Linked DNA regions of Homo sapiens: region 2 is linked to region 1. A link is a contact called in ENCODE Hi-C or POLR2A ChIA-PET data. All regions are on one chromosome and are shown on one strand. Each heading gives the region's core, a stretch centred on a gene start or an enhancer-like site at or near the end of the contact. The rest is flanking DNA. Distances are from core to core; before and after follow the strand shown.

Region 1 (5,178 bases), core at 2,576-5,075:
CCTCAGACGGAGCCCAATATTTCAGCTCTTGTCTCTGAACAGGCATATTGGAACTCTGTTTTTCAGTTCAGAAAAAGGGGTAGAGAATTACAACTGTTGTCATTTATTTAGCATCTACTATGTGTAAGGCACTGATCAAAATGCAATATCAGTCAACAGTGTGATGTGGGTTACTAAAGTAAAGAAGAAGAGAACTTGCTCTATGGGGCTGTATTAAGTTCCTGGAGGACTACAATCAATTTTGGTTATCACACTTTAACATGTAGTAGAATCAGTAGGATAAATCCTCAACCAAGATATAAGCATCAGGAATTTTTTAGTCACAAGTGACAAAAACCTGACCCAAGCAGGCTACACAAGTTTTATAAAAAGGTATTATTGGCTCGAGAAATTGAAGAGTTCCTGGGGTAACTATTGCTGCAGGTATGTACTGATTCAGAACCCAAATGATATCACCAGGATACATTTCTCCACTCTGTTTCCACTTGTGTGAGTCTTATCCTCAGGTTCAAGTTTCACACAGGTTCTCTGACAGTTTTCCCAAATTTCATATCCTCACACCATCAAGCACAGAAGAGGACAGTCTGTGTCCCATTATTTACAGCAAAAGTGGCAACATTCACTCATATTGGATTGGCTTAAGTCATATGTTTCTCCTCCTCCCTCTGAACCATCATTAGAGCCATGGGAAAAAAGATTTACTGATTGACTTAATTAAGAAGCCATTTGGGGTTCACTCCTGGAGCTGAGAGTGGGTTCCATGTAAACCAAACTGTATAGGTATTTCCCAAAGGAAAATATGGGTATGCTGGGGTAAAAACCAACACATATCCAATTCATCATGTGGATAAATTTCAAAACATATGTGGTGGTCACCTTCACAGAATTTTAAAGTGGAAACCAATCTCAAATCATGTAGTCTAGTCTTCTTAGTGGAGAGTCTAGTAAAAAGTCAAGGGGAAAATAATAGATTAAAATATTCCGTGATGTTGTATGGGAAAGGAAGTAAACTGCTCTGGCCCCCAAAGACTAAGCTAGAGTCTAAGCTAGGAAGTTAGAGGCAGACAGAATCTAAGGAAAAAAATGTTTTGATTACCATAAAAGTCTAATCCTGGAATAGAATTCTTCGGGCAATAGTTTATTTTCTGTTTTTGGAGTTGTTCAAATGAGGCTAAACATAAACATTTAGGGATGTAGTAGAAGAAAGTCATGAGTTGCATGGGGATGAGAGCCGACAACTGCGAAGCTTCATTCCAGTTTTAGCATCCTATAAGAAAACACTATATGAATGATCATAGCAGCATTATTCCCAATGGTCAAAAAGTGGAAATAAATCAAATGGCTACCGTTGAATGAACTGCTAAATAAAATGTAGTATCTTCATACAATAGAATATAATTCAGAAATACAGATACGTGGTACAACATGAATGAACCTTGAAAACATTACACTAAGTGAAAGAAGCCAACCATAAAAGACTGCATGTTGTATGATTCCAGTCCTATGAAATGTCCATGAGAGGCAAAATCAATAGAGGCAGAAAGTAGAGTAGTGGTTGCCTAGGCCTGAGGGTTGGGGATGACTGCTAATGGGTATGGAGTTTCTTTTTGGGATGATGAAAATGTTCTAAATTGGTTGTGGTGATGATTGCATAATTCTGTGAATTTACTAAAAACTATTGAATTGTACACTTTAAATGGGTGAATGGCATTGTATGTGAATTAATATCAATAAAGTTGTTATTGAATAAAATGAATACTATGAAATAAATTTTAAGGGGAGAGCAGAGCTTGGATATACGGTTGTACTGTTTTGACAGAGGACTGAAAGGAGAAAAAGCCCAGAAGTAACATATATTACCTAGGGAGGAGGGCTGATTAAAATACAACTCTGTTCAGCTCTGTGGGGAGGTCAGGGCAGAGAGCCGGCAGCGAGAGGACAGTCGGCATTTCGTGTGGGTGAGGATGCTGTAAGCATGTCCTGAAATGGACAAAGAAGCCTTGTCTTGGAACACTGGGGAGAGTCTAAGGCAGACTCCCTCTTCTTCAAGATCTGCCTTTGCCCAGCTCTGCACATGGACATGTCTTTCTAGCTAGACCCCTTAGTCCCTCTAACCCCACACTCATATCCAAGCAGCTAAAGGCATAATTTTTCCTCCCAGCTCTTTCATCTCTTATTAAAATGTTTTCTTTCCTGGTGCCTGAATCATTTGACATAATGTTTTTCTCCTCTCTTTGTTTTGTGCTTACCAGTGTACTTTCTCTCTCGTTGGCATAGGCTATTTCTTGTTTTTTTTTATTATTAATAAGACAACTTTGACTTTATATTTCATTTATTATTCCCTTGGGTCCTTTATGACCTTATCATAAGGTTTCTTTTGTATAAATGTGAAGATTCTCTAATATACTTAAAATGAGGGAAACCAGTGTTTCAAGTACTCACATTAAAAAGTCCTATACAACAAAAATAAGGACAAACCAACCTGACATTTATTTGAACGATTTATACAATAAAGAACTTGAGTGCCTCCTTGAAAGACTTTTTTTCCCTCTGTATTCTCATTGATTCTTTATGACAATAGGGGTACAGGTTTATGTCTTATCCAGGGTTTATTCAATGTATCCTCTAAGTTTTCACCCAACTAAAACTAACATTGGATTTCTCATTCATTAATCCACTCAATTATTCATTTATTTATCCACTCATGCAACACTTGTCACCTTGCTAGGTGCTGGGAATATAATGATGAGTATAAGAGCATGTCTCTGGCTTTCATGACACATACAATCTAACAAGAGAGACAGATGTTGAGCAAATACTTACACAAATTTGACAAATAATTATATGATTAAATTTATGATGTATTATAAGAAGAGAAATATAAGGTATTGTTATAATATATAGTAGTGCCTTTTCTTTCTTGCCTTTCTTTCTACACTTGCTAAAGGAGTTCCTGAAAAATGTTGGCTACAAAGAGAAATGTGGAAAAGAGAAGAGTCATTCATTCAACATTTCAACAAATATACATTGTTTTAAGCTTGGAGAATCTTCATCAATTCTAATTTTGTGAACATATCTACAGTGAGAGGAATTTCAAATTACTCAATATTTGAAAAGACATTATAATTTAAGTCATGCAAGTAAATGGTTTAGTTAACTAAAGTAGAGGTGGCCCTAATCTAATGACTAGAACATTCACTTGTAACAAGCAACATTAAAAAAAGCTTTGGCAAGTTTTGATTTAAACATAACGTAAGTAAGGAAAAATGTGGAGAGTATGTGTATATGGCTTGATGATTTTTTACAAACTGAACACACCTATATAACCAGAACCCAAGTCAAGGGGCAGGATATTCCCAGACCTCCAGAAGCTCCACCCATGCCCTCTTTCAGTCACTAAATTCAGAGTACAAGAGGACTAATATTTTTGAGCCCTTGCTGTGTGCTAGGCACAATGCAAAGTCTTTTATAGATGCTGTGGTGTGTTAAGAGTGGCTTTTTCCCCTCATATGTATATAAATTATTCCCTGGGAATCTAGTTGACATTAGTCATTTAATTAGCAAATTCTTCAGATAGCTAGAAAGTGTCCCTTGGCTCAGCATAGATAGAACTTTTGCAGTTTCACATTCCTGGAGAATTTCCACAAGTGCTGGAAATTTCCATGATGCCAGGGGCCATGGAGCAATGAACAGAAACAGGGAAATGGCAGTTTCCCTGGATGGCTGTGTGCCAGGCCCTCAAGTGCAGGGTGCCAGGACTTCTTCTCTTCTTGCCCTGCATCTCCTCCTTCCCCCAGGGGAAACCCCTCAGCCTGTGTGCCCCTCCCCAGTCCTCTCACCTCAAAATCCTCCTCAAGGGTAAGGAGGACGGAGTTTTTAATTTCTCTGAATAGTGAAGATCACTGTAGGGTGAGCACTTCTTGGACTACTGTAATCACTCAAGGGTCTTGAGAAATTTCCATAGTGTATGAGGCACTATTCCTTTGAGTTCTGGATGCTTGTGGCAGAGGACTGCAATGGGGTTTTAGATAGAGTCTGCCTGGGAAGAAAAAAATCTGAAGGACCCTGGTAGATAGGAACAGAAAAAGCCACCCATTGCCCAAAGGAGGTTTGGCCTTTATGGCCAGAAACAATACGGGTCTTAGGAATTTGGTGAGAGCTCAGAATTTCTGACCAAGGCTTCTGTAAAACCATGCAATCTTGCTGCTTCTGAGTCGTGATTTTCCTCCACTATCTATTCTCTGGTGTTATCTGCCATGATCGTGCCAAATCTTCTTTCTCTCTTCAAACCCCAGCCCCAACTTACTATTTCTTCCACGGTCAGGAGACAACTTCACCCCCTCCTTTGCTGCAACTTTTATAGTCACCAAACAAGGCCATATTTCTTCTAGATTTCTTACTGCATCCCTGAACACACAGTCTTTTCATATGTTCTTTCATGTGTGTCCCAATGCTACTCTCTGTTCTTCCTCTCTGGTATTGGGCTTTCTCAGTAACTTAATCTTGCTCTATACTTTTGTTTAAAATGTTTATTATAAGAGATTTCAAACATATGCAGAAGTAGAGAGAACAGCATAATAATCCTCCCAAATTATCATTTTTCTACACTTACTTTATCACATTTTTTATATCTTCTTCTGCTTTCTTCTTCCTTCTTTCTTCTTCTTCCTTCTTCCTCCTCCTTCTTTCTTCTTTTTGTATTAGGACAGTTTGAATATCCCTTGCCCAAAATGCTTGAGACCAAAAGTGTTTCTGATTTTGGATTTTTCTCGATTTTGGAATATTTGCATATATGTAAGGAGACATCAAGTCTAAACACAAAATTCATTTGTTTCATATTTACCTTACACACATAGCCTGAAGGCAATTTTATACAAAATTTTAAATGATTTTGTGCATGAAACAAAGTTTGTGACAATGAACCATCAAAAAGCAAAGGTGTTACTATCTCATAAAACATTTTGGATTTTGGAACATTTATGATTTTGGATTTTTGGTTTAGGATGCTCAACCTTATTTTAAAGCAAACTCTATCATCATCTCAAAAATGTCTTTTTATGATTCAGTTAGGATTCAAATATGGTTTAAATAATACATTTGGTTGTTATGTCACTATATTCATTCTTCCTTATCTAAACAAATACAATTCTGCAGTTTTTTTTCCTGTCATGCTATTGA
Region 2 (5,685 bases), core at 2,589-5,088, 83 kb before region 1:
AACATCTCTCTTCTTCCTTTAGGTTCAATCTGTCATTTACAATTGCCAATTCTATTTCCTGGAAAAACAAAAACAAAAACAGGTAGAACTCTTAGGTCTCTTCTTTCTCCAGCCTTGTTTATCTCCCTTCCTCTTTTTAAGTTGACCGTTTTGATTCTGCTGTTCAAATGCCTGGATCAGATCAAATGCCAGGATTGCTCACGGTACATTCAGTGAGGGATTATAATAAACTAAGGGGAACCAGGAGAAACCCACAATGATGGCATTTAGCACATTCAAAGTTGAAAATAAAGTCAACGTTTATCCTTAATCAGCTCAGTCTTGATCTTACTCATCCTGGGTTTCTTGACTCTGTCTCTGGTTAGTTTGCTCTTCCATGGGCTGTATCTTGGTACTCCACAATTTTCAGTGAAATACATTACAGCCCCATGACATTCTGTTTACAGTAGGTCTTATAGAAGGAAGGTAAGAAGGTGGGGGGAGGGAGTGAGCACATTACCAGGTGAATGGTCGCTGTGTGCCAGCCACAGCTAGATGCTTTTAATCCTCAAAACAAAATGAAACAAAACTGGAGAGGAATTAATATTGCAATTTATGGGAAAATGGAAGACTATGCAATTTGCCCAAGTTACTAATACCTAATAAGTGGTACACTCAAAATCTAATCGAGGTTGTCTGACTTCTAAAGCCCGTGCTCCAAAATTGGCATCAACACATTTATGTAGAGTCTTTTACTAATGCCATTAATTGTTATACCTTGGAAAAAAGGGGAGGCATATAGCTTATTTAAAGCACATTCTTTATTAGTGAACCAAGGATGGAGAGGGGGATGGAGAACCACTGTGAATACATTCAGTAATTTATCAACAGGGGACTTTGTTTTGCCACAGCTTTATTGTTTGACTCCAGAAGAACCCATTGTCTATTCTGTGACTTAGTTTTACTATCAGATTAAAAAAAAAACAAAAAAAAAAACGAAAAACAATGTTCTCAGTGTTTGAAGAGCTTAGTAGAAATCTAGATTTTTATATGGTGTTTTGCCTAGATTTCCTTTTGATTTGTAGGATTTTTATATAAATTATTTATATAAAATAATAAAAATAATATAAATATATATTTATATTAATATATTATTATAAAATAATATAAATAATAATTATTTGTATGCTTATTTATGCAATCAGTTATAAACACCCCATACAGAGCAATTTCATTTTAATTTTTTTGTTTTGGAGCGCAGTGGTGCTATTTCAGCTCACTGCAACCTCCTCCTCCTGGGTTCAAGCAATTCTTGTGCCACAGCCTCCCAAGTAGCTGGGATTACAGGTGTCTGCCACCACACCATGCCGATTTTTGTATTTTTTGTAGAGACGGTGTTTTGCCATGTTGGCCAGGCTGGTCTCAAACTCCTGGCCTCAAGAGATCCGCCCACCTTGGCCTTCCAAAGTGCTGGCATTACAGGCATGAGCCATTGTGCCCGGCCCATTTCAGTTTCTGCTACAGCACTAAACTTACGTTTCTTAAAGGTAGGCCTTATGTCTTCATCAAGGAATCCTAAATTGTTAGACCTGAAAGGAACGTGAGAGATCATATTATGGCTGATGATATCTTTTTCTGTTTCCCTCACATGACCTGGCACCATACCTTGTATACAGTAGGGGGTTTAATAAATAGCAATTGTGTAAGTAGATAAATGCTTTGTACGCTTTGTAATTTGACCTCTCCCCCATATCGTCTATGAACAATGATACAGGAACAATTTGAATCTCTGAACACAATTATTATGTGTTTTATGCAATCATAACCACTCCTATAGGAGTTTGCTTGTTTTTGTAAGTGTTTTCCTCCTGAAATGACCTTTACTATCAGTTAGGTTTAGCTTAGAATATGAATTCCATGTATTCAAGTATTTTGTAGAAAAAATACCTCTGTCCTCTGTGATCATATTAGAGCTACCTGATGACAAAAACAGCATTTGGGTAACACCATGAAACTGCATCACTCACTGTACTTACTTCATCAGTATATCGTCTGTACCAAGCCTGGAAACCAGTTTACCTCTGCCCTGGCTTTAGGGCTGACTTCATCGGTGTGCAATCTATGCAGTTACACGGCGTCCTTAGCTTAGTGGAACCCCCTGCTTGGATTAATGCTCAGTTGTCACCTTTTTGAAATTCTTAATAAATTTTCTGGCAAGTGCCCTGCATTTTCATTTTGCACTGGACTCTGCAAATTATGTAGCAGGTCCCGACTCCCTGTCTGTGTTTGAGCATTTTCTCTCTCCCTTTCACATCCTCCAATCCGGCTTTCCAAAGGCAGAGACATCACATACACTCATCTTAGTGGGACCTGAAACATCTGCCAGGCCTTTAGAATAAACTAGTAAGTGAAGTATTCAAAATAAATGGATATTCATACATACTGGCAAACTAATGGAATGGAATGATCATGCATAAATCATTGACTGGTGCCAGCCACTGAGCTATGGGTTTATATACTAATTTTGTTTAACTGCCACCTCAAACCTGTGAGAGAGTGCTATTATTCTGATTTTACAAATGGGAGAAGGGAGGCTCAGGAAGGTCAGTAAGTGGCAGAGCTCACACACTGAGTTCTGATGTGTCTGAGTCCAAAGCCCATTCCCATTTCACTGCATTCCTAACTGAGGCCTGGAAAACTTACCCCTGAGATCACAGCATTGCCTGAGAGGAAAAAGGACTTTTCCTATGGTTTTCACACTTTCACTTTTTGCACTGGATCTTTCAGTTGTCTGGTTAACAACTAGGTTACGTCATTCTATATGGGGCTTTCAGATACAGAGCAACTTTCCCAGGACCACCCATTAAACTAGAAGTGAAGTGATATCGTTGTTCTCACTATGATGGTAGGGTGAAGGAAGCAGATTGGCCATGCCAAAACTGATGTCCTCTGAGATCCCGAGGCCCAAGCCAACATTTGACGGCATACCTCACTCAACAACACTTTTACCTGTGTAATAGAAAACAACAGCCATTTATAACTCGCTTATTCATTTTTTTTTTCCACAGGCCTCTGCGCAGCATCTGCTATGTGCAGGCACTGTGCTAGGCCCTGTGGAGACAATAATGAAAAAGATATAGCCCCTGCTTTTCAGATGGTCACAAATTGGCAGAAGGGTGCAAACTCATAACTCTCTTTATTCCAACATTTTGCCAGCTCTGGTTGTAAAGTTGAGGAGTTAGGAGTTGGAGTAAATTTAGGAAATGGGTAGAATATTATTTTTGCAGCTCATTGGAATTCTCCCTTGTTACAGATCAGGGTCCTGGGTTGGGTGGCATACCTATGCCTGTCATTATTTGCATCCCTGGTTTAACAGCTGGCTCTGGCCAATCTTATACGATCCTCTACCTTAGCAAACAGAAACACAGTTTTTGAAAATTCACATGAAGAAGAGTTGAATAGCAAATAAGTTCAGCCTTGAGGCTCCACCTATTACCTGGCTGTTGAGCTTTGTAAAACCATTGATTGTTTAACAGCCAGCAGGGCAAGAAGGCCAGAATTATGCTCAGCAAATGCAGAAACAGAGCACAGTTGTCTGTGTGTGTTTCCATGGTAACAGTGATAACAGCTTATATTTATAGACTCTCTATCTCCAAGGAGCTCAAAGCACTTTACAAACACATCATCTCTCTTCTATAGGAAAAAGAGAGAAGGAGAGAGAGGGGGATAGGAAGAGAGGTAGAGAGAGAGAAAGAAAGGGAGAGAGGGAGGGAGGAGGAAGGGAGAGAGGGAAGCAGGGAGGGAGAGAGAACAGGAGAAGAAGGAGGAGGTACAGAAGGACTTGGTGTGCTATTATGCACATTTCACAGATGGCACAGAGTGGGGAAGTCAGTGACCCAAGGTGGCAAGGTAAGCCAGTGACAGATGGTAGATTGGATGGACCTAGTGGCTCATATAACTCCTGGAACTTTTGCTGCTGGCCTTGAGCAGATGTCAGGGCTGAGCTGCTGTCTCCTAGTCATCTTGCTCTGTTCAGTGTCATCTAGGTGATCAGATAACTCCGGGGACATCAAAAGCAGTTTGGCTCAGTATTGTTGGTGGGAAACACAGGGAAAATTCTTCCATGGGGAGTTGGGGATAATGTCCAAAGTCCTTATAGCCAGACAGCCACCAGGCAATCCCAGACTGTGTTCCGAGGGATGACAGGCTCAGCTGTGCTGCACACTCATACTGAGGCTCTGCGCACATTGATGGAAATGGTTTTCTTCAAATAGAGCCCATTTCACAGTTTCTGAAGGACCTTTGGAGGAAATGCCTTTTGGGTACTTCTTTCTGAGACAACTATTAGACATGTGATGTGACTTGGAGTTATCTGAAGGCTGTAGCCTATGAAATTGAAAATGAGTTTTGTAAATCTCAGATCTACTATTTTCTGTATAAAATTCTTGTATGAATAGAGCCATGTCCTCTGGTGGAGGCCTGAACTCTTGGAGTGGGTTAGCATGAATCTCAAGCTCTTGAGTCCTGGAGCAGCCTGTCCCCATTCTTCTTTAGCCAGAGTTGGCCTTGGTCCCCACTTCTTACCCTCACAGGCCTTCTGTTTTCCCCCTCACTGCCACCTCACTCCACATTTAGCCTTTGGAAAATAGCAACTATTTTCTCTTCTAAAAAAGAGTCATTTTCTGCAGAGCATTCAGTCAATCCAGCCAGCAGTCCCCATGGCAACACTGAGATAAGATCCTTCCTCCCGCAGGTCTTCAGTGGTCTTGATAAACAGATCCCACCGGTTCCTGCAGCCCATGACCTCAGGCTGAAGCCAAAGATGAGCTTCTTGCCTGTTTAGGCTTCAGGGATGCTGGACTGAAGGGCTGATAGTTTGAGTAGCTGAGTCCCAGCAAAGTTTAAATGCTTTACAAATAGGCTTCTGACCCCCAAAGCAAAAATAAATTAAGCAAAGAACTTCCTGAAGGAGGAGGAGCAGTTGTTGGAGGGCCTTCTGGTTTCTGCACCATCTTAGTAGTTGACCTACATCCACCAGCGCCTGGAGGCTCACCCACCCAGGGGGAGTGAGTGGGCTCTTCCTCTGACCCTCTCAGGGTGGGCTGCACTCAGACTGAAGTTCTTTCTCTTCCTTCAAGATGCCAAGCTCCCTCTTACCTCCTGGCCTTGAGCTCCAAGCAGGAAGGAGCCCCAACCCCTGGTTTTGTGCCTGGTGCATACTCAGAATTTGTAAAGGAATGAACTCCTTTTGGCTGTTCCCTCCCTCCCTTAATCTTCACACCTTTTTCTTGGCCTTCCCAGTCCTCCTCCTTAAGGTCCCTCTTAGACACTCTGAAATTCCATCTCTCCCACTTCTTCCTATATAGTATTTTATCTTTCCCTCATTACAGCACTTATCACACACTATGGCAATTGCTTATTTTGATAGGAGTTTCTGGATGTCACTGAAACTGGCTTTTGGAGGTTTGTTGGAAACAGCATTTAAAGGTTTACTTCTGAATTAAAAATTAATATTCTGATTATTAAAGTTAGGATTAAAAACATAGTTTATTTGGGTTCAACTTATATGTGTAATTATTTTATTTTATATTTTTCCCAACTTTTAAGTTCAGGGGTACATGTACAGGTTTGTTACTATTTTATTTTTTAGTCTAGCAGAGTTTAGCAATCACTTCTAAAGGGCCTATGAATAAAGTTAATTACTTT

What was found. A loop is a pair of places that touch in the nucleus more often than their neighbours do. ChIA-PET counts read pairs that join two places held with the same protein, here RNA polymerase II (POLR2A). Pooled maps may share reads with other maps.
Region 2: a map of dorsolateral prefrontal cortex shows a loop between it and region 1 (2.3-fold over the local background). The contact joins the promoter of LINC00970 here to the enhancer-like site in region 1. A Hi-C loop is called at or near these places in 3 of 168 maps with a recorded cell type or tissue (IMR-90, dorsolateral prefrontal cortex and endothelial cell of hepatic sinusoid), 4 of 37 single-sample maps with no recorded cell type and 8 of 50 pooled maps. POLR2A ChIA-PET finds 5 or more read pairs at or near these places in 4 of 52 experiments (GM12878, HEK293, K562 and 1 more).

The regions. Positions count from the first base shown.
Region 1 is chr1:169,002,801-169,007,978 of GRCh38, reverse strand. All of the region lies in intron 3 of LINC00970 (long intergenic non-protein coding RNA 970), which reads left to right. Among named protein-coding and RNA genes, the nearest start is that of LINC00970, 82 kb to the left of the region's middle. Within about 2 kb of position 3,825, at least 3 of the 41 ENCODE cell types and tissues checked have a DNase peak (open chromatin) inside an H3K27ac peak, as active enhancers do.
Region 2 is chr1:169,085,158-169,090,842 of GRCh38, reverse strand. It overlaps LINC00970 (long intergenic non-protein coding RNA 970), which reads left to right and starts at 3,838. Exons shown (of 5, transcript NR_104091.1): 1 at 3,838-3,888.